3 separate regions of the Mus musculus genome follow, and regions 1 and 3 are each linked to region 2. A link is a loop called in an ENCODE intact Hi-C map of the cell type or tissue named here. Cell type or tissue: heart. All regions are shown on one strand.

Evidence for each region. A loop is a pair of places that touch in the nucleus more often than their neighbours do. Peaks named below come from ENCODE experiments on the same cell type or tissue, not always from the same donor. Only the 100,000 strongest peaks of a DNase experiment are listed, where the experiment ranks them.
Region 1: it touches region 2 in a loop (2.2-fold over the local background); 2 of 42 quality-filtered maps call a loop at or near these places.
Region 3: a loop joins it to region 2, with 8 times the contacts of the local background. A loop is called at or near these places in 5 of 42 quality-filtered maps.

The regions. Positions count from the first base shown.
Region 1 is chr7:34,128,631-34,136,630 of GRCm38, forward strand. It overlaps Wtip (WT1-interacting protein), which reads right to left and starts at 4,638. Exons shown (of 8, transcript NM_207212.2): 1 at 3,859-4,638. The coding sequence starts at 4,429. In heart, no CTCF peak of the experiment used is centred here; DNase peaks (open chromatin) are centred at 3,951 and 4,681; H3K4me3 peaks cover 3,030 bases; H3K27ac peaks cover 2,313 bases.
Region 2 is chr7:34,194,533-34,202,532 of GRCm38, forward strand. It overlaps Pdcd2l (programmed cell death 2-like), which reads right to left and starts at 2,138. Exons shown (of 7, transcript NM_026549.4): 1 at 2,004-2,138; 2 at 1,740-1,906; 3 at 1,534-1,594. The coding sequence starts at 2,111. It overlaps Gpi1 (glucose-6-phosphate isomerase 1), which reads right to left. Exons shown (of 18, transcript NM_008155.4): 18 at 6,795-8,000. The coding sequence ends at 7,882. In heart, CTCF peaks have their summits at 1,298 (motif pointing left) and 4,005 (motif pointing left); a DNase peak (open chromatin) is centred at 2,159; H3K4me3 peaks cover 1,332 bases; H3K27ac peaks cover 699 bases.
Region 3 is chr7:33,791,012-33,799,011 of GRCm38, forward strand. No RefSeq gene overlaps it. Among named protein-coding and RNA genes, the nearest start is that of Scgb1b24, 51 kb to the left of the region's middle. In heart, a CTCF peak has its summit at 4,185 (motif pointing right); no DNase peak of the experiment used is centred here.

The DNA of each region.
Region 1 (8,000 bases), 66 kb before region 2:
ATAAACACAAAGAACTAAGATGGAAAGGAGGTAAGATGAAAGGGCAGAGGGAATTGATGCTACATGGACTTAGAAGTTTGTGCTTTAAAAAAAAAATATTCATTTGTGTACATGTGCACACACATGACTATGTGTGCACAGACATGACTATGTGTGCACACATGAGACATGTATGGTCAGAAGACTACTTACAGGAGTCAGTTCTCTCCTTTCTACCATGCAGATTCTGAGACTCAAATGTGGGTAGACAGGCTTGGGAACAAGTTGCTTCTTTAGCCTCAGAGGCATCTCAGCCCCCCACCCCCATGTGTGTCTGGACGTGTGTGTGTGTGTGTGTGTGTGTGTGTGCATGTGAAAGATCCTTCTACAGATTTATAACCAAAAGAAAAGGGCCAATGGAAAGAGGAAAACTTAAGTTGGAGGAAGAGGTCAGAGAGATCAGAATGGTACCCTCTCAGGTGGCAGACTGGCTGTGTACTGAGGCAGAGGGAGAAACAGGAAGCCAGGCCACAAAGACTGAACTTGGGGACCTCAGTATTCTGAGTGAAGTGGAAAGCAGGATGGGTGTCAAGAGACCAGAAAGCTGTTGAACATAAAAGCAAAGTGACTAAGGCTAGGGGCAACACACAAAGTCCTACAAACCCACTTAGGTCAAAAACAGGCCAGTGAAATGGCTCAGAGGGTCTTGCAGCTAAGCCTGACAACCTGGGTTCAAGCCTCAAAACCTACATAGTAAAGGAAAAGAACCAACTCCCACGAGTTAAGTCTGTGACCTCTATACACATATATACATGCCAGAGCATTCATGTGTCTACACACACACACACACACACACACACACACACACGTCACACAGTGGGAAGAGCTGGAACCAAAGGCTGCTAAGAGAAGCAAACACAGAGTATGGCCTAGGAGCCTTAGCAGTAGATGGTCAGTTCAGGGGCCTGAGGCTGTTGGCCTCCATCAGACAGCAGAACTGGGGAGAAGACACAGGGGTACCAAGAGGTCAGCTGACACAGAGCCTATGGAGGAGGGAGCTAGGGATGGAACAGACAGAAGAACACACTATAGACAAGGTTCTTAGAAGTCAGACTTCCTTCTGTAAGAGGTGCTTATTCAGGTCAAAAGATTTGAAACAGGGATGGCGAGATGGCTCAGCCATTAAGCGCACTGACTGCTCCTCTGCCGGTCCCAAGTTCAACTCCCAGCAACCACATGGTGGCTCACAACCATTCGTAATGAGATCTGATGCCCTCTTATGGAGTGTCTGAAGTCAGCTACAGTACTTAAGAAATAATAAATAAATCTTAAAAAAAAAAAAAGGAGAAAAAAAAAGATTTGAAACTTTTTAAACTGCAAGCTGGATAGGATGGCACGTGCCTGTATTCCCAGCGATTGGAAGGCTGTAGCAAAAAGAGTTCAAGGCTAACCTAAGCTAAGACTCTGGCCTCTAAATTAAATTTTTAAAAAGTGAAATGAACACATTTTTGTTTTCTGTTTTGCTGTCCAGGTCTCATTTTGTAGCACAGGCTGGCCTGGAACGCATAATGGTTCTGTTTCAGTTTTCCAAATGCTTGTTTACTATACCTAGAAACTGCCATTTCTGTAACTCAAAAACCCCAACTGATATCAAACACATAGTTTAACCGAAATTGCACATTTTTAAGAACCAGAAAAAAGGCATATTTTTGGTTTAGGGAGTGAGAGCTAGCATTTAGAGCAGGTATCACGTCTCAAACCTGTGACCCTAGCATTCAGGAGGCTGAGGCAGGAAGATGGTTACTTGGTGGTCAGACTGGCATACAGAGTGAGGCCCTAGCTAAAAAGGGGGACTGAGGACACTGTTCATTTGCCTGAGTACTTGCCTTGCATGCATGAAGGCCAAGGTTCCATCCTCATCACCCCATAATCTAGCTGATTGTGCTGTGCACACCTGCAATCCCAATGCTTGGGGTTTAGGCTTGGGAAAGGCTGTCCTGAGCTCCGGAGCACATTCTGGAGCAGCTTGCACTAGATGAGAGCTTATTCAGAGAGGGAAACCTCTATAATCAGCCAGCGCAGTCTCCTGTGTGGCTAACAGGGCTAAAGCTGAGCCCTCGGTGCTCTTTAGAAAGGATCCTCACCTCCAGCAGTTTTGGGCTATAGTGTCTTTACCCTCACATTAAATACCCAGCATAATACGCAGACTTGAGAGTGGCCACAGGGGCCAACAGACAGACCAATGCTGAGCCTCTAAGTGTGCACGGGCCAGAAGATGATCAGATGCTCAACCAAGAGCACAGAGAGTATCCGGCTGAAATGTCTCAATTTGGCTCCTGGCAGAAGGTCAGTTTTTCACTCACCTCCTACTCCCAGGCCATTTACAGCAGCCATCACCTCGGCTAAACCACAGATTCCCCATCCTGACTTCTCACGTCATCAGATCAAGCATCTCATTCCAAAGCCAAACCACTCTAGCCCGTGCATGCCCTTGACCATCCTGGGCTACAACCTTCTCATACCCTCACTTTCTTCCTCCACCCTGGAAAACACCCACACGACCTGCTAAGGTCTACTCCCCTAAGATCTACTTCAAAGCATCGTGGAGCTGCTAGCTCTACTGAATGTGAGACAGCTCAGACTCAGCCAGCCCTGTCCCAGGCTTGCTAACCATACACATCCCCAAGCCAGCTTCACTCCCTGTACCTGACTCACCTAACTGTTGTGCCAAGAAAAGCCATCAGAGACTTTGGGGCCTTGCTAATGCATGTGATTTCTTTACCAGGGCTGTTATGAGTCAGAGTCCCTTTCTTTGGTATTTAATGATATAAAGTCTATTTTCTGTTGCCACTTTTTGAAGCACAGTCTGACTTTGTAGCCTTGACTGTTTGGGAACTACATGTAGACGAGGCTGGCTTTAAACTATCCTACTGTTCCTGAACCCCCAGTGCTGGCATCACAGGTCTGTACCAACCATGCCAAGCTAAAGGGTGACGTCTGAACGCGTATTTTTCTTTGTATTTTTTCTATCTATGTGTAACCAGATGTAAGGCTGGTTTGTGGTTTTGTTTATTTGCTTTGCCTTGCTGGAAAACAAACCTAGGGCAGTGATAGGCAAGTGCTCTATCACAGAGCTACCCCCCTAGCTCGGTATTCTTGTAGGAAATATCCTGTTTATAAGACCTAGCCCAGAGAAGCCTTGAATGCTTGCCTTGGTCCTGTAGCCTCACACAGTTCCACCTACAGCCTCTACCAGCACTGAAGTCTCAGTCACACAGGTTCAGGGGTACCCGGGGAACCCCATCTTTCTGCCCCTATCCATGCCTCAGTTGGAAGGGGAGACGCTTCCGTTCTGCTCTTCATCAAACTTTATTAGGGGCAATACTAGGGATGAAGAAGAATGCCCAGCAAAGGAGCTTAAGAATGGGTCAGCAGTAAGAGCTTGGTGCTCTTGCAGAAGACTCAACTTCTCAACGGAGAAGACTCAGTTCCCAATACTGCTCACAACCAGACTCCAGTTCCAGGAATCTGACACCTTCTGACCTCCCGAGGTACTTTCAATATACACCTAACTGAATCTTTTGCAGAGTCCATATGTCTCTACTCCTAGAACTTCAGAGTCGGGGGCAGGAAGACAGGCCAGTCTAAGCTACAGAGTGAAACCTTGTCTCTAAGTAAATAATCATTTTTTTAAGTGTCCAGAAAACAGGTTAGGCTGTCAATCAGCCTGATTTTGTCTGGATCCCACCCCTCACCCACCCCCACCCCACCCCCGCCTCAAGTCAGGAAGCGCCGGGCATCTCCGCATCCGTGGCTGGAGAACAGCCCTTACCAGAACCCCGGGACCCCCGACCCAGACCCTGGCCCGCGCACGCTCACCAAAGTAGTCTCGCGCCGTGCGCGCCTCGAGCGCGCGCTCCAGTTCCCGCGTGAGCGCCTCCAGCCGCCGCTCGGCCGCACTCGGGCCGCCCTCCCGGCCCGGGGGCAGCGGCAGCGACGGCAACGGGAAGGGGAACTGGGCAGGCTCCGGAGAGCGGGCGGGCGCCGGGCCGACGCCGGGCGGCAGCAGGTCTGCACAGGCGCCCGCTGAGCCACGGGAACCCAGGCTGGACACGCTGGAGCGCGCGCTGCCCCCCGACGGCGGCCCGGGGCCGGGGCCGTGGCGCTGGTCATAGCCCAGGCTGATACCGCTCGAGCGCGCGCTGCCGCCGTCCGAGCCCGCGAGGCTGGCGCGCGGGCCTCGCTCGGGGCGGCTCGGGACGTCGGGCGCGGCCTCGGGGCCGCCGCAGCCACCCTTGCCTCGGCGGCCCGACGCTGGCGCCGCCTCGTCCACGGCCCTCGGCCCGCGCCGCACGCGCCCTGGGGAGCCGGCGGTCGGCTCCGACTCGCGCAGGCCCAGCCCGGCCAGGAGCAGAGCCGCGTCGTCCGCGGCCGTCCGCGAGCGCTGCATGGCCGTCGGCCCGCCGCGGCGCGTCACCTCCGCCTCCGCCGCCCGCCGCCGCCGCTCCGGCAGCGCCGCCGCATCGTCCGCCGGCCCGCAGCCCGCCCCGGGACCCCTGGGCGCGGGGCGGGGCGGGGCCCGGGTCGCGGTCGCTCGGCGTGGGCCGCACTCTCGCGCGGGGCCGTGGCGGGGAGGGAGGGAGGAACGGAGGCGCGCGGCGGAGGAATGCGCGCGCAGCTCGGGGCCGCGCCCCCTCCGCTTCGAGACCGCGCGCAGGGGGCGGGGGGACGGAGGGACTCCTTTGCCCCGTCAGGAATGTGAGGAAGGAGACTGCGCAGCGGCCTCTGGAATGTGGGGGGGGGCGGCGACGGCCCGGCCGAGGGGTGCGCAGACTTCGCGAGGACGCGGGCGGGACAGCGGTGGCCCAGGCTCTGGTCCACCCCGAGGCCTCAGGGCACATTCCAGATTCCCCCCCCACCCCCAGGCTGAGCCCCGAGCCCACATCCTCCCTCCCCATATTCCTCCCTGGCCCTCTGCTAAAGGAACACAGCCTGATGCTGCCTGCTTTGTGCCACATGGATGTGACACCAACGTGGGAATTCTGGCAGTTTCAAAACACAGTGTAAGGATTCTAGCAAAGTCTAGGTATAACCGTCCCAATTACACATTCTGGGACTTAGAAAAGAATCACGGGATGAGTTCCGGGACCCATTGTAAGTGTGACTTCCACCAAAATTCTTTTAGGCTGGAGCCATGGCTCAGAGGTTAGGAGAGTTTGTTGCTCTTGCAGGGGACCCAAATTCAGTTCTCAGCATCCACACGATGGTTCACAACTCTCCTTAACTCCAGTTCGAAGAAATCTGACCACCTCTTCCACTGCTAGGCATGAACGTCGTGCATGATGTACAAGCAAGCAAAACAAGCCTGTTTATCAACTGGCATCCCTACTTTAATTGGAGAGCCATAATGAGTCTAAGGGTTTTTTGTTTGTTTGTTTGTTTGTTTGTTTGTTTTTTCCGATGTGAGGGGACTCTCAGAATTATTGTCAATTTAGAACCAGTATCCACTAGGCCTTGGAAAATCCAGTTGTTTCCTTTTCTCCGTGTTAGTTACCCTGGTAGAAGGAAGCAGGCTGAACGTGAGACTCCCATATTGTATCTTACCCCAAACCCACAAACAAACAAAAATCTGTCTTACCCTGCAAGAGCTGTCATGGGAAAGAAAACCAAACCTCATGTGTTGTGTCCCAGTAATCAGGAAAACAGTTTTAAAGGAAAGCCCTTCACTTCCAGACTCCCTTTTCTCAGAGGGGGATGGTAACATGCCCCAGTACCAGGGGAAGGGAGCTTGTTGGCAGCAGACTGACCTACCCAGATGCACAGAAGCCTGGCCTTCACTGTGCAAAGAGCCAGCTGGGACACCTGCTTCCCAGATGGAAGGGAAACTGTAGTGTCTGGCCCATCCCCCCCAACCCGCCCTCCAACCTCCCCACACACACATGCACCTCCTAGGACCTAAGGAATTCCAGCTCTGCCTTATGCACACAAGGTGTGGAAGCAAGTATTTGAGGAACAAATGTCCAGTCAGGAGAGCCACCTCATGGTCCAATGAGAAAGGAGAAACCATTTGACCGGTGATCCCATTTCACTGATCACATTTATCAGCCATTTAAAAGTGAAAATGTTGGGGGCCAGTGAAAAGCCTCCAGAAGGTAAAAACCACTTGTATACATATACCTAATGCCTTATTTAGTTCAATCCTCAGAACCCACAGTAGAAGGAGAGAACCAGGTCCTTAAAGTTGTCTTCTGACCGCCGCCACATACACACAAATCAGGGCTGGTTGATATGCCTGACCACCCACATTACATTCCCTGGACCCACACACACCAGGAGTAGACTGCAAAGTTCTTCTCAGACTTCCATATACACACACTGTGTGTATACAAGCACATCCACATGTGAACGTGCACACACAGATTACTGAACTACCATAAAATTATAAGCAGAAATTTCTTTCAAAACATCTATTCTAGGTTATGATTGTCCCAGGCTATAATCAGGAGGCTGAAGCAGGAGGATCACTTTTGAAGCCAGCCTGGGCTGCATAGCAAGAACTGCCACCACCTCCCAATAAAAACAAGTAAATGTTTCAGTCCAGCTTTCACAGTTAGAACCTTCAGAATTCAAATGATACATTAGTGTCCAGGGTCAACTAAAATCCATTTCTCTAGAAATAAGAAAACCTAAAAGTAAAGCAACCTAAAATGACCAAATATGGGATAGTAGAAGACGCAACTTCTATGAAATGGCATCCGTTGTTTACTGATGAATCTGCATGCTTCACGTCCTAGCACTGGAGAAACGGAGGCCAGCTGGAAGACTGAAGCAAAAGGAACACACATTCAAGGCTTGCCTGAGCTCCAGAACAAATTCCAAGTCAGTCTGATCAATGTAGTGGGACTCTATCTCAAAAAAAAAAAAAAAATCATAAAAGGAGCTGGGGGTCAGGGAGATGGTTTGGGGAAAAGGCACTTGCCACCAAACCTGATGACCGCAGTTCCATCTGTGGGACTCATAAGATAGGAGAACCCCTCCACTAAAAGTTGTAGTCATCATCTGGTCACACCAGATAGATAGATAGATAGATAGATAGATAGATAGATAGATAGATAGATAGATAGATATGACAGATAGATGTGAAAGCCTAGTTGGACCCCTCAGTACCACAAATGAGCTAGTGTGAGAGTGTACACATTATTTACAGAAACCAAGTGCGTCACGGTGACTCACACCTACAGTAATTATTTTATTCTAATGACTTATAAGAGTTTGTTACATATTTTCACTACCAGTATACCATTTTTTACAAATAGTTTCTACTAGTTTACGTCTTCTCCGTCTCCTCCCTTTGATGTGTCTTCATAAGAACAGAAGTTATTTTATGGGGTTGGAGAGCTGGCTCAGCAGTTAAAAGTACTGCTTTTAAATATATATTGGTTGTTCGAGACAGGGTTTCTCTGTGTAGCCTTGGCTGTCCTGGAGCTCACTCTGTAGGCCAGGCTGGCCTCGAACTCAGAAATTCGCCTGCCTCTGCCTCCCAAGTGCTGGGATTGAAGGTGTGGGCCACCACCGCCAGGCTCCTAGCAACACTTTTTTTTTTTTTTTTTGGAACAGTAATTGTGTTCGGAATATAACTAAACAGAACTAGGGGCCTACAGTTCTACTTGGTTGATTTTCTTTTTTCCTCCCTCCCTCTCTCTCTCCCTCCCTCCCTCCCTTCCTCTTTCTTTTCAGCCCAGGCTGGCCTCAAACTCTCTATGTAGCCAACACTGACTGTGTAGATGATCCACCTGTCTTTGCCTCTCAGGTGTAGGATTAAAGGCATGTACTACCAAGTTCAGATCATGTTTGTTGTCTTTAGTGACAGCAGCTAAATGTCCCAAATAAGCTTTGGGCTGGGGTTTTGTCCTGTTGAGTTGAATACAGGAGGAAAATGTTCCATCTATGTGTAGAATTCAGGAAGCAGATTCCCAGTTTAAAAAAAAAATAAAAACTATCTATAAAAATACTTCTCTAAA
Region 2 (8,000 bases):
CCCACAAGCCCTTGCTGGACTTTCCCCCTGAGGCTATCAATTTAGCTAGTAAAGATTTAAATGTCTTAGCTTAAAAAACAAAAAACAAATAAACAAAAAAGCATTTTTCTACTTCACACAACCTTGTGTGCCATGCACATACATGAATATATATATATATACACATATATATATACACACACACACACACTTACCTATATTTATTCAAATGAGAAAATCAGTAAACTACATGTCTCTCGTATAAACTATTATACTTGACTTGGTATTTAAGAGTACTGGCTGCTCTTCCAGAGGACTAGGTTCAATTCCCATCACCCATATCAGGCAGCCCAGGAGATCCACTATCTCCACAGACACCTGCACTGATGGTCACATGCATATATGTAAACTGGAAAGTAAAATCTTGGGGGCTGGCGAGATGGCTCAGCAGGTAAGAGAAATGACTGCTCTTCAGAAGGTCCTGAGTTCAAATCCCAGCAACTACATGGTGGATCACAGCCACCCATAATGAGATCCAACATCCTCTTCAGGGGCATCTGAAGACACCTACAGTGTACTTATTTGTAATAATAAATAAACTTAAAAAAAAAAAAGTAAAATCTTAAGAAAAAGCCAGAAAACTGAGGGAATAGCATTTGATGATTCTGAAAGACTAAAGTTCATTCCACGGCAGCAAAGAAGCATGTTTAAAAGTTTGGTATTAGGGGCAGGGAGATGGCTCAGCACCTACATTAAGCAGCTCTCAAAACACCTGTAACTCCAGCCTCAAAGGCTCTGACACACACGTGTGAAGCACACACTTAAACAATTGTTTTCCTGACAGGGTTTCTCTGTGTAGCCCTGGCTGTCCTGGAGCTCACTCTGTAGACCAGGCTGGCCTTGAACTCAGAAATCCACCTGCTTCTGTCTCCCGAGTGCTGGGCTTAAAGACACGTGCTACCACCACTTGGCCTAGATTCACTTTTATTCCACGTATATGGGTGTTTTCCCTGCATGTATGTCTGTTCACCACAGTGTGCTTGGTGCCAGTGAGGCCAGAAGAAAGCATTGGAACCCCTGGAACTGGAGTTACAGGTAATTTTGAACTGCCACCTGAGTGCTGAAATTTGATCCTGAGTCCTCTGAAAGAGCAACAAGCAATCTTAGCTACCGAAACATCACTCCAGCCTCCAAAAGCAATCTTTTAAAAAACTGTCTTAAGGGACTGAGAGAAGGCTCGCTCTTCAAGAGGTCCTGAACTCAATTCCCAACAACCTCATCACAACCATCTATACTGAGTCTGATGCCCTCTTCTGGCATGCAGGTGTACATACAGATAGAGCACTCATACATACAGTAAATAAATAAATCTTCTTTTTAGCTGTCTTAAATAGGATGTGGTGATTCATAGCAGTTATCACAGGACTAGGGAAGATTTAAGCCAACAAATTTATGAGAGTTAAAGGCCAGCTTGGGCTAGAGAGGGGAGACAAGTTGCTGTAAACGATCCTCAAATTATTGAAAAACATAGTGTGCCAATCAGAATCGCTTTACCTGCGCGTTCCAAGTCTCTTTCTCTGGCACTTGCAGGCACTGGGAACGGAACACCTTCCAGCTTAGAGGCAAGACAGACACAGTGAGGGCTCCACCCTGGACATCCAGCCCCACCGAGTGTCACCCGGCCCGCCTCGGCCCGCCCCATCCCGCCCCATCCCGCCCCGTCCTGGGACCAGACTTCACGACAGGACTTCCCCGCCTACCTGCGCGTCTGGCTGTTGCCGCAGCCTGGACGAGCACAGGCGAACACGTACAGAAGCCGATGGAACGGGGAGCCGTCCAGCGGGCAGTACACCTGCACGACGAGCGTGAGCGGCTGTGCGCAGCGGCCACACTGCGGCCCCGGAGTGGTAACGGCCGGCAGGGCGTCCTGAGGAGCAGGCTGCAGCTCAGACCCCCGGGACCCACGCCGCTCCCGCCCGGACACCCTCCACGCGGCCCCGCCAAGACATCGCAGCCGCACTCACCGGAACGCCACCCAGCTTGCTAGAGGTCCAGGCGGAGGGCCCTTTGGGGCAGCCCTTCACCGCCGTGTCTCGAAGTCCCAGCAGTACAGGCTTCCTGACGGCCGCCATAACTACTGGGCTCCCACGTGACAGCGCGAGCTACGGTGGCCGACAGAGAGTGTTATCTGCGCACGCGCGCCGCCTGCTCCTCCCCGACTCCGCCCCAAAGGGGTCCTGGACGGAGACCACCTGTTTTATCTCTGATATCTTGATAGGATCTACAAAGAGGTTTAACTAGACGTTGACAACTGGAAACAGGATGACGGTATTGGCAGACAACAAGAAACATAACAAAAATAAAATAAAATAAGCCGGGTGTGGTAGCGCACGCCTTTAATCCCAGGACTCGGGAGGCAGAGGCAGGTGGATTTCTGAGTTCGAGGCCATCCTGGTCTACAGAGTGAGTTCCAGGACAGCCAGGGCTATACAGAGAAACCCTGTTCGAAAAAAACAAACAAAAAGTCCTTACATTTTAAAAAATAATCATTTATTTTTTTATTTTATGTGCATTGGTGTTTTGCCTGCATGTAGGTCTGTGTGAGGGTGTCAGTTCTTGGAGTTTCAGTTAATTATGAACTGTCCTGTGAGTGGTGGGATTGAACCTGGGTCCTCTGAAAGAGCTCTTAATTCCTGAGCCATCATTCCAGCCCCCCAAAGTCCTTAATTTTGACAGATACATTTAAAATACATATGAAGACTGAAGATTTGAGCATATGCCACAGCGGGGTTGTGTAACCTCTATGTGTTCGAGGCCAGCAGTCTACAAAACAAGTCCAGGACAACCAGGACTGTTACACAGAGAAACCCTGTATGGAAAAACAAAACAAAATAAAAATGTTGAGCATGTACATAGGTTACTCAACTGCTTACAACTCCAGTTTGCAGAGGGTAGGCAGGAGGGGAACCAATGCCAATTCTTTTTTCTGGAGTCTGTGGACAGCAGGAATACACATGGTGCACATTAAAGTAAATAATAAAAAGTTTAGCCGGGCAGTGGTGGCTCATGCCTTTAATCCCAGCACTTGGGAGGCAGAGGCAGGTGGATTTCTGAGTCCAAGGCCAGCCTGGTCTACAGAGTGAGTTTCAGGACAGCCAGGACTGCACAGAGAAACCCTGTCTCAAAAAACCAAAATAAGAAAAATTTTAGTGATGAGTTTTACTAAAATAAAAAAAATAAGCACATTTGAAAAGCATGTATTGCCAGGTAAGGGTGAACTCTGGTTATAGTTTGGACTAAATAGTGAAACTCAACCCAGCTCTGGCTTGAGAGTATCTCAAAAGCAAATAAACCCTGAAATTGGGACTGGATCAACCAACCTGATCAGTAACTTTCAGGCTACTGAGACACTGTCTTTATAAAAAAATAAATTAAAAAAAAAGGACTGACTGGACCAGAGGAATCACATGTGAGGTTATCCTGTGTCCTAAACACACACACACACACACACACACACACACACACACACACACACACACACACAGAGCCAGGGAGCAATCCAGCAAGCAGTTGCTCATTGGCTCTTTCTAGGACTTCCCTCAATAATAGATCATGACCGGAAATTATAAGCCAAAGTAACCCTTTCCTCCACAAGTGTTTAATCCCAGAAACAGAAAGCACATGTGAGTTTGACTACTTTGAGAAACCATAGCAGTGTGAGAATTTTAGAAATGGGCTAGAAAGATGGCTCAGTGGTTAAAAGCACTGACTGCTCTGCCAAAGGTCCCGAGTTCAAATCCCAGCAACCACATGGTGGCTTACAACCATCTGTAATGGAATCCGGTGCACTCTTCTAGTTTGTGTCATTTCCACAAAGGTAGCAGCCAGGATACAGGGAAAGAAGAGTCTGCAGCAAATCTCTCAAAGTCATGTCTTTCCCTCTCAAGGGAGACATTTTTCTCCAACTGAGCCCCACCTACTTTCCACCACTTACCAATAGTGCCACCTGCTGGACACAAGTCAAGCACTTGAAACTTGGAGAAACTTTACCCCACAAGTGTGTCCACATGATAGATTGAACCCAATCTTTGAGCATGCGCTACCACTGACCTATATCTGAGACCCTACTGTGACCTACCACCCTTTTCTTGAGACACGTTTCCACTGTATAGCTAGACAAGTCTGGAACTTGCTCACTCAGCCCAGGCTAATCTCAAGTAAGTACCATATACATCCCATTACTGAGTATGTGCCTGCCACAATACATGTGACATCAGCTCACCCCATCCACCTTTATATAGGTTTCATAGATGAAACTCAGGTGACTTGAGTGTAGTTTTTTTTTTTTTTTTTTTTCAATTTTTTATTAGGTATTTAGCTCATTTACATTTCCAATGCTATACCAAAAGTCCCCCTTACCCACCCACCCCCACTCCCCTACCCACCCACTCCCCCCCTTTGGCCCTGGCGTTCCCCTGTACCGGGGCACACAAAGTCTGCGTGTCCAATGGGTCTCTCTTTCCAGTGATGGCCGACTAGGCCATCTTTTGATACATATGCAGCTAGAGTCAAGAGCTCAGGGGTACTGGTTAGTTCATAATGTTGTTCCACCTATAGGGTTGAAGATCCCTTTAGCTCCTTGGGTACTTTCTCTAGCTCCTCCATTGGGAGCCCTGTGATCCATCCATTAGCTGACTGTGAGCATCCACTTCTGTGTTTGCTAGGCCCCGGCATAGTCTCACAAGAGACAGCTACATCTGGGTCCTTTCAGTAAAATCTTGCTAGTGTATGCAATGGTGTCAGCATTTGGAAGCTGATTATGGGGTGGATCCCTGGATATGGCAGTCTCTACATGGTCCATCCTTTCATCTCAGCTCCATACTTTGTTTCTGTAACTCCTTCCATGGGTGTTTTGTTCCCACTTCTAAGGAGGGGCATAGTGTCCACACTTCAGTCTTCATTTTTCTTGAGTTTCATGTGTTTAGGAAATTGTATCTTATATCGTGGGTATCCTAGGTTTTGGGCTAGTATCCACTTATCAGTGAGTACATATTGTGTGAGTTCCTTTGTGATTGTGTTACCTCACTCAGGATGATGCTCTCCAGGTCCATCCATTTGGCTAGGAATTTCATAAATTCATTCTTTTTAATAGCTGAGTAGTACTCCATTGTGTAGATGTACCACATTTTCTGTATCCATTCCTCTGTTGAGGGGCATCTGGGTTCTTTCCAGTTTCTGGCTATTATAAATAAGGCTGCTATGAACATAGTGGAGCATGTGTCCTTCTTACCAGTTGGGGCTTCTTCTGGATATATGCCCAGGAGAGGTATTGCTGGATCCTCCGGTAGTACTATGTCCAATTTTCTGAGGAACCGCCAGACTGATTTCCAGAGTGGTTGTACAAGCCTGCAATCCCACCAACAATGGAGGAGTGTTCCTCTTTCTCCACATCCTCGCCAGCATCTGCTGTCACCTGAATTTTTGATCTTAGCCATTCTCACTGGTGTGAGGTGGAATCTCAGGGTTGTTTTGATTTGCATTTCCCTGATGATTAAGGATGTTGAACATTTTTTCAGGTGCTTCTCTGCCATTCGGTATTCCTCAGGTGAGAATTCTTTGTTCAGTTCTGAGCCCCATTTTTTAAGGGGGTTATTTGATTTTCTGAGGTCCACCTTCTTGAGTTCTTTATATATGTTGGATATTAGTCCCCTATCTGATTTAGGATAGGTAAAGATCCTTTCCCAGTCTGTTGGTGGTCTTTTTGTCTTATAGACAGTGTCTTTTGCCTTGCAGAAACTTTGGAGTTTCATTAGGTCCCATTTGTCAATTCTCGATCTTACAGCACAAGCCATTGCTGTTCTGTTCAGGAATTTTTCCCCTGTGCCCATATCTTCAAGGCTTTTCCCCACTTTCTCCTCTATAAGTTTCAGTGTTTGAGTGTAGTTTTAAGTGCCTTTTAATCCGGGGACCCAGAAGGGCTACCAAACACCCCCCCCCACACACACACACACTATTGCTTCCCTTTTGCTTTAACCCCCTTTAGCTCCAGGACATGTCCTCCCCTGAGCTTCCCTTGAATCTTCAGATAAAGACACACAGCTTGTTACTTTACAACTTACCTTCTGGGCACAATTGCTGGGCACAGATATCTCCTGCCTGGAAAAGCATCCACTTAACCAATTATCACCATCTCTCCACCTGCCCTAAATTTAGTAACTAGTCCCACCGAGCCCCTATTAAACATCCTTGGCGGCTCCCCTGAGAGCTCACATGGTTGTTGTGTCCTTCTTCCTCTAAAACACAGCAGAAAGACACTTTCTCCTTCCCTGCATCTATCTGCCTTTTTTTCCTCCTGGGACCTGGGAAGTCCACCTATACCTTCTGTCCAGCAATTGGCCTCTAGCTTTCTTTACTGACAAATCAAGAACCAATTGGGGAACAGGACTTTAGCATCAGAACCACCCACTTCAGTGACCAAGTTTGTGTACAGTCTACAGGGTAGACTCCTGTTTGAGTGTTTGGCCCAAAGGGAGTGGCATTACTAGGAAGTGAAGCTATGCTGAAGGGTGTGCCACTGTGGGGGCAAGCTTTGAGGTCTAACTTGCTCAAGCTAGGCCTACCTTCCGCAGCCTTCGAATCAAGATGTTGAACTCTTGGCTTCTTTTCAAGCACCAGGTCTACCCACATGTGCCACCATGGTCTGCCATGACAATAATAGACTAAACCTCTGGACTGTAAGCCAGCCCCAATGAAATGTTGTCTTTTACAAGAGCTGCTATGGTCATGGTGTCTCTTCACAGCAATAAAACCCTAAGACATGTACCAAGTCTTTTTATTGACTGGCCATCAAATGGGCCTAATTAACATGGTGGAAAGTAGAATGACAGGGCTGTCACTCAGTCTCACAAGGACTCACTGATAGCCAGGATATGAATGTGACAGTAATGACACCCTGCTAAAACTGTCTTTTGAAGGGTATAATCGAGTTCATCCCTGGGTTCTTTTGTTTGTTTTTAAGACTTATTTATTTTATGTATGTGAGTACATTGTAGCTGTCCTCAGACACACCAGAAGAGGGCATCGGATCTCATTACAGGTGGTTGTGAGCCACCATGTGGTTGCTGGGAATTGAACTCAGGACCTCTGGAAGAGCAGTCAGTACTCTTAACTGTTGAGCCATCTCTCCAGCCCCATTCCTAGGTTTTGATACCAAAAATAAAGCGAAGGTAAACAAACAAACAAGCAAGCAAAAACCTACCTAGTGAAGCAGAATTACTTTTTCCACGTCACCAAGGTGAGGAGGGGAAGGAGGTGAACACGTGACTGGAGAGCAAGTTGCCCACCTAACTGCAGATCCCTGACCCCACCCTACCCAACCCCTTTTTTGTAGACAGGGTTTCTCTGTGTAGCCCTGGCTATCCGGGAACTCATTTTGTGGACCAGGCTGGCCTTGAATTCAGATAGACCTGCCTGTGCCTCCCAAGTGCCCCTATCACCCAGCTGTCCCCTCATAACGATCAATCCTCCGAGACTGTGGACCAGCCCACCACCAAGTAAAGAGCCAACCAAACAAGGCATAAGCAGGGTCACCCACAAGTAACAGATAAAAGTACTGACTCAGTAAACTGAAGAGGCTGAGCCCCCATGCCTCCTCTAGGTGTCTTTATTCTAGCTGGGGTGTGAAATACAGGTCAGAACAACATGACACGTCAAAGCCCTTCCATCAGCTTCAACAGGGAGGGTGCGTAGTGGGTGGATGGCAGTTCCAGACCAGCTTCTCCCAACAGCCTTGTAGTCCAGGCCAACTACCGGTGGTGCGCTCTGGGCAGGGAGGGGCAGGACCATGCAGTGCATATGGTGAGAAGGGACACGGAGGACCAGTCAGTAGGGCCGCGGCTGGAGTTATTCTAGTTTGGTGTCCCGCTGTTGCTTGATGAAGCTGATCAGTCCGTTAGTGGAGGAATCATGGGAGGTCACAGCAGAGCTGCCCTCCAGCTCCGGCTCAATTTTCTTGGCCAGCT
Region 3 (8,000 bases), 400 kb before region 2:
GCAGGTGTAGGGAACCTCTTCCCTCATCCCTCTCTCCTATAACTTCGGGGTTTTAGCAAGGTAGCTCTGGGAATCCCAGGTAGGGCTGCCCCTTGGCCACCCCATGAAGAGTGGCATAGAGGAATGCCCACACAGGGCTGAGTGGAAAGTGTATGGCAGCTCTCCCACGCCTGATTGACCAGAGAATATGTAAACTCTGGCAGTGTGTGGGTCTTCCCCCACCCCTTCCCCAGGACCCCCATTTTAGTTCCCAACAGAGTAACAACAATATGAACTAACTGTACCCCCATAGCTCCCTGGGATTAAACCACCAATCAAAGAAAACACATGGTGGGACTCATGGCTCCAGCTTCATATGTAGTAGAAGATGGCCTAGTTGGTCAACAACAAGAGGAGATACCCTTGGTCCTGTGAAGGTTCTATGCCCCAGTATAGGTGAATGCCCGGGCCAGGGAGCAGGAGTGTGTTGGTTAGTGTGCAGGGGGGAGGGTAAGAGTGTAGGGGGTTTTCAGAGTGGAAACCAGGAAAGAGGATAACATTTGAAATGTAAACAAAGAAAATATCTAATACAAAAACAAAAAATGTTTTTAAAGCAGAGAGAAACATCTTACAGATATGGGTGAGTATTCCTCAGAGATATTAACCCCATCAGGCATGAGAAACTTTAAGGAGAAGGTACAAGATGACTCATCATACCCTGTCACTCATGCTGGTTTAAGTATGCTTGGCCCATGGAAATTGTCACTATTAGGAGTTATGGCCTTATTGGAGTAGGTGTTTCCTTCTTGGAGCAAAGGTTTCACTCTGTAGGGGAGATTTGATGTCTCCTAGTACTCCGGCTCCACCAGGGACAAGGAGACATGCCTCCTGGCTACCTGAAGAAGCCAGTCTCCTCCTCGATGCCTTAGTATCAAGATGTAGAACTCTAAATATCAGCTCCTTCTCCATCACCATGTTTGCCTACACACTGCCTTACTTCCTACCTTGATATTGGACTCAACCTCTGTAAGAGTAAGCCAGCCCCAATTCAACTTTTGACTTTATTAGAGTTCTCAAGGTCATGGTGTCTTTTCCCAGCAATAAAACTCTAACTAAGACACAAACCAAGAACAATCCTTGATAAAAAGCACTTAGAAGCCAGAGACAGCTGTATCTCTGAATTGAAGGCCAACCTGATTTATAGTGTGATTTCTAGAATATCCAGGGCTACCCAGAGAAACCCTGTCCTGAAAAACCAAAGAGAAAAATATGATCCCCAAAGAAAAGGAAAGTGCCCACCCTAGGACAGGAGGATGTAAAGGAATCTGTGAGGCCACAACACTAACATTCTCAAGCATCATGGACAGGAGTCTCCTTGTCTCATTCAGAAGCTTCTGCTATGCCTGACACAGGTCCACGGCCACATTCTCCACCAGGAAAAGGAAAGCATTGTCCCTACAGTCTATTCACTGTTCACCTACACAATAACTACCCTCATCCTGCACTCCTGGCTCCGTTCTCCATAGCTCACCTCACTGGAGACTGGAGGCCAATGACACGTGTCTACTACCCACTCCTGCTCCAAGATAAGCCTATGCTACTCACAAAGTGTGTGCACAAATAAATGTCATCTCAACACTGGGCCTATCAGGAAGGACCCACACACCCTCTCTGAACAGCAAAGGTCTTACCTCCAAAACTTGCCTCTTGTGTACACCCACCCAGACACCTTTTATTCTTAAGGTCTCAAGGTTGGTCAAGTTGCTGGGAGCATTTGGGTCACATGCTCTCCACAGCCAAAATCTGCACCCTAACTCATGACTCCTTCCTTCCAGCTGAATTGAGAAGCAACATTTAAGCTATCCCCAACCTGACTGGAGTTGCTAGATCTTCACTCTATTTTAAAGTATTCATGGTTCCCAATTCCTTCACAATTAAAGCTCAGTTCCTCATTTGCATTCTGGGCCTGAATTTTGTATCCTGGCTCACTGGATCTGAAAACATAAGACACATATCAGTCTTGCCTCTAAGCACTTTTGTATGCCCAGTGTTTTTACCACATCCTACAGGGCATTTTATCAGTGGGGTGAGTCCACACAATCCCTGGTCTGGACTCCAGACCCCAGAATCCACAGTGGGATGTGTGAAGCTCCAGTATACAATTTAGTCATCAGATGAATGAAACATATATATGGGAAGAGCCCAGGAAACACCTGCTTATCCATGCATGGTTTGTACATGGTTCTGTAGCCATGGAAACCTGTGGAAAGTTTGTACAATTAAGTAGAGGACATCATGGTGGAGACCTGAACTAATGTAACACTATCATTGCACTGGAACAGAATAATTCTCACATGACTAATTTCTGTGCATGAAAATTAGATATCTGACAGGAAGAAACCAGACCACCTCTCCATGTGGCAGCGTTCCAGTTACTCACTGGAGAATCTTGCCAAGGATTTTTTAAATTATTTAATTTTTATGTATATGTGTGCTTTGCCTTTATGTATGTCCATGAACCATGTGTGTGCACTGGCCATGGAAACCAGAAGAGAGTGCTGTATTTTCTTCAGTTGTGAGCAGCCATATGCATGCTGGGAACTGAACCCTTCTCTAGCAAAGCAATCACTGCTCTTAACCAATGAGCTGTGGGATCTAAAAGGCTGCTGGAGAAAGAGGAGGAGGGAGAATAGCCTGTGCTCATCCAGAGTTCCTCCTATTCTCTGAGCAGGCAGACAGGGCAGGGCTGTCAGATGCTTTCTACTCGGCCCCAGGTGGGCATCTAAGCCTCTGACCCCACTCGATGGGGGGGTGGACAAGGGGCAGCCCCCGACCTGGGGAGCCCCAGGGAAACACCCTGTCACCCTGGGGTTATTGGAGAGAGGGCTGAGGGGAGACAGGCTCCCATACACGTGAGAGTGAGTGCAGCGGACTTTGGCTGGAGCACAGGAAAGCCTTCCATCTGGAGATTAGAAAAGGCTCATTAGGAGAAAACCTATCCTATCCTCCAAGTGTGGCAGGTCTTGATGAACAGAGATACTCTAAGGTTTTAGAGCTTTATTATAGAAAGGCAGGGAAAAAGAGAGAAGATAGAAAGAGAAAGAGACTGGCCATGGCCAAGAGGAGAAAAGGGAGAAAAGGAGAGAGAGAGAGAAGAAAGGCTAGAAAATAAGAGGGAGGGAGAGGAAGAGAAGAGAGAGGAGAGGAGAGGAGAGGAGAGGAGAGGAGAGGAGAGGAGAGGAGAGGAGAGTAAGAGCAAGAGCAAGAGAACAAAAGGAGTGAGAGGAATGAGAGGAGTGAGAGAGCGAGGTGGAGCCAAGCAGCCCACTTAAAGTATGCTCTTATCTTTACTGTTGCTAGGTAACTGGGGAGGAGTTTAGCCTGAAGGTCAGAAGCTTGGGACATTGCCTACATGACTTCTAGCCATGCTTCTCTTGTTGGGGCTGAAGGGGTGGTAACTTCGACAGGAGCCAGAGTTCCAGAAGACATAAGAGAACTCCTTCACTCCCATGTAAGTGAATTATCACCACCGGGTCCCAGGGTACAACATCTCAGCTCAACTGGAGACCATTGTGCATAGCCCAATGCCCCATACTGAGCCATCTCTCCAGCCCTGCCACTGGGTTTCATTTTATTTTATTTTTTAAATTTTTTAAATATTTTTTTACATATTAACTAGACACTTTCTATTGGGGTTGGTTCTGTCTGCTGTGTATTCAGATGTGCCCAATTTGGGCATTGTATTGACCAATGTCTTTCAAAGAACAGTCCCCAAAAATCTCTGATGGGGTGATAAAAGTCTAGAGACTTGTCTGGGCAGGAAAGAAAGGAAGGCAGAACTTGAGGTTGAGTAGGGTGGTCTAAGGTAGGGACCACAAGGCGAGGGAGAAGAAGGTTGCCATGAAGTAGGATGGACCATGAGAATATGGTCAAGAGAAGCTTGCCCTGAGGACACACAGGAAGAGAGCAAGCCAGGCAAGACTCAAACAGCAAATAATTCTATGCAGCCTATGGCTGTGATGTAGATTAGAGTATCTCAGAACCTGCAGAGTCTAAGCTGACAGTGGATTAATAAAAGTACCAGGTTTCTGTGTCTTTTATACAGGGGATATAAAGGCTAATGTGGGGCAGAAGCCCCCCTATAAAAATATTTCAAAACCTTTTGATAAACAAATTATAGAAAGTCAGTAACTGCCACAAGTGGACACCAGGGGGTGGTGTTTATCAGTTTTCCACAGAGTCCTGCTTTGCTGGGTATTGGAATGCCCTGCTCAAGGTCTTTGACCAAACTTGCTGGAATCATTCATGGTGGATATTGATCCATAGGTCATTTTCTCTAATATTTCTTTGTAAGCTCTTCAGCATTCTACCAGTAATATTTATCATCTTTAGAGTATCCTTCAGTTATGTCAGACCAGTGTGGGTGCTCAGGGGTGGGACACAAGTGCTATGAGTAACTGGATTATCTGGTCAGTCTTACCAGCTGCCCTCCAGGTCTAAGCACTAATTACTGGAAAATAGATGTGCCTCCTCTCCTCAAGGTTAATGTCTTAGTTAGCATTTCATTGCAGTGAAGAGACAGCATGACCAAGACAGCTCCTCTAAAGGACAGCATTTTGCTGGGATGACTTATAATTTCAGAAATATCATCATGGTTGAAAATATGTCACTGTGCAAGCAGACACGGTGATGGAAGAGCCCAGAGTCCGACAGCTTGGTCTGAAGGCAAACAGTAACAGACTGTCATTCACATTAGGTGGAGTTTGAGCTTAGACCTCAAAGCCCATCCCTATAGTGACACATGTCTTCTGACAAGGCCACACCTACTCCAAAAGGCCACACATCCTAAAAGCACCACTCCCATGGGCCAAGCATTCAAATGCATGAGGACATGGTGGTCGAACCTACTCAAATTACCATAGTTAAGGTGGTAGAACTCTGTTATCAATGTGATCTTGTGTGGTTATATGGATACTCTACTGGAGAGTCGATTCAATTCTGAAGGCTCCTTATCACATGGAGGGATGTCAGAAGCAGTAAGTTCTTGGAGTCAATAACTGACCTTCATGAACCTCCTGCTAAGGTAGTTTTTTATCCCATGTTTGCAAATCTCTTTAAGTTCCTTCACAGCCTCCTGCTGGCTGCCTTCTTATATCTGGTCCTACCACTAGATTTTAAAAAGCCAATTTACTCTGTTTTCTTCTTTGGGGCTACAAAGGAGCCTGAGAGCTAATGAAAAGTTAACATTGCAGTTAGGATAGGATAAGAAAACAAGCTTCTAACAATCTAGAAGAAAATTAGATTAGGAAAAGCAGAAAGTAGCAGAAAAGGGGGCCAGTAACCACCAAGATCCTTCATACTAATACTAGTACAAAACCTATCTTCCAATTGCTCATGTAAAATAATCAAAATAGGGGCTAGAGATATGACTCAGTCTTGCGCGCGCTCGACTGGCCAGGAAGAACGATGCTGCAACAGGATCCTTCTGCACACCTTTATTGGGAGAGCTTGATTGTAGAGGCGAAAAGACCCTGAGCCCAGAACTGGTGCTGCTTACATAGGCCTAGGAGAGGTGTGTCTCACATCTGATTGGTTAACTTGTCTTGGCAAAAGAACCTTCACTGCCTATGTATGTGTGGTGGCCAGCAGTAGCCAACTGCCACTCTGCAACTGCCACTCTGCAACGGCTTCCCACATCTCCTCCTTTTTGTTTTAATAAAATGAGGCTGGTCTAGGCCTGTGCAATTATGTCCATCCGTCGTGGCTCCTGTTTTAGGTCGTTTCTCTAATGTCACAGCCTTTCCCGTCATAGGGTAACCCTATCGCCACTGGGCCCCGTGTCTTAGGTTGGTCTGTGCATGAGGAAAGTTGCCCGTCTCTGGATACCGCAGTACTGTGTGACAGTAACTGCTAAATGACCTAGGGCGAACTTATGGCCCACAAAGGTATACTTATCCCGGTCTCAATCATCAGGAGCAGGATCATCTTCGGATTCATCTTGATCTTTCATGGTCCTTGTCAGTCGCGTCGGAACCCAAAGTGGATTTTCTTCACCCGGTACCACCGTTCCTCAGCTGAAGAGTTCTGAATCCACGCCGGATCCTTCTCAACAGTCTGTTTTGCAGAAACACTTCATTACCACCGTTCCCCAGCCAGAGTTCTGAATCCACGCTGGATCCTTCTCAGCAGTCTGTTTTACGGGAACCTTTATTACCACCGTTCCCCAGCTGAAGAGTTCTGAATCCATGCTGGATCCTTCTCAGCAGTCTGTTTTATGGGAACCTTTATTACCACCGTTCCCCAGCTGAAGAGTTCTGAATCCATGCTGGATCCTTCTCAACAGTCTGTTTTGCGGGAACCTTTATTATCTGCTCCTTCCCTGTGATGCAGTTCTGAATCCTCCCTGTAGCAGGGGGTCTTCGCTCGTGCCTAAAGATGTTTCTTTTCCAGGGTTTTCGGCACCACTTCTTGCGCGCTCGACTGGCCAGGAAGAACGACGCTGCAACAGGATCCTTCTGCACACGTTTATTGGGAGAGCTTGATTGTAGAGGCGAAAAGACCCTGAGCCCAGAACTGGTGCTGCTTACATAGGCCTAGGAGAGGCGTGTCTCACATCTGATTAGTTAACTTGTCTTGGCAAAAGAACCTTCACTGCCTATGTATGTGTGGTGGCCAGCAGTAGCCAACTGCCACTCTGCAACTGCCACTCTGCAACGGCTTCCCACAACTCAGGGTTATGTTGTGGTCTAAGAGTTGGTCCAGAGAGCATATGAGCATCAATCTCATTCAAACAGTGATGGTATCTTGAACTCACATCTTAATACTGGTCAGACCGGAGACATGGTTCACAATTCTCTAAACTATGATAATGGACACATTATCCTGTCAGTTTATAAGGGAAAAGCCGCAATGAGTTCATACTCAGGTGCAGGAAGGACAGCCTGGTTGTCTGATATGACTCAAGATATTTTAGGCACAAGAGTTTAAATTGACCTTTGATTTGATGTGCCCTATGTAAACATTTATGGAATTTCTTAAGATTAACAAACCTCAGACCATTCAGAACATAACAGAGGATTTGGTCAGGATGATCCTGTTCTGAATTAAGTTACTTCTCTGTTCCAATGACTGGCAGGCATGTTTCAGCAACAATATGAAAAAGCTGGCATGCATGGAACAGAATGGCTATGATTATTCTTGGGGTCAGAGGATGAGCACACAAGAGGCTATGAATGCAGAGGTTCAGGCTTTTGTTACCAACACCCACATCAAGATCTTATCACCACCTCTAACTCGAGCTTGAGGGTTTTCCAAGACATAGCAGACGACTGCACCCACATGTTACACACACACACACACACACACACAGAGAGAGAGAGAGAGAGAGAGAGAGAGAGAGAGAGAGAGAGAGAGAGAGAGTCAGACATACTAACACATAACATGATTGACTCATTGGGGTTTTTTTGAGACACATTTTCTCTGTGTCATGGCTGTCCTGGAACTCACTCTGTAGCCTAGGGTGGCCTCAAACTCAAAGATCTCCCTGCCTCTCCTGCCTCTGCGTCACTTGTGCTTGGTGTAAAAGATTGAACCACCACAACCTAGACAAACATGTCATTTAAAAAAATGAAACATCTTTTGAAAAATAATAATGAAAATACACCAGGTCAAAAAAAAAAATGTTAACTCAAGCTACAGACCAAGTGAATCTACCAGAATCAGTGTCCTGTATACAATGTTATCATGACCTTGATGTTAAAAAGCTTCAGACAGGCAGTGCTGGTGTACACTTTTAGTCCCAGCACCAGCATGGAAAGAAAGGCATATTTCTGTGAGTTTGGGGCCATCAAGGTATCTGTGGTGAGTTCCAGTACAACCTGGACTACATAAAGAAACCCTGTCTCAATAAAGAAGAAAAAAATGCAGATCCAGTCCCTTGCCACAGCTGTTTCTAGACATGGCTGAGCAAAGGAAAACAAGGTAACTTAGAATCAAATTCTGTCTAAGGATGGGACCAAACC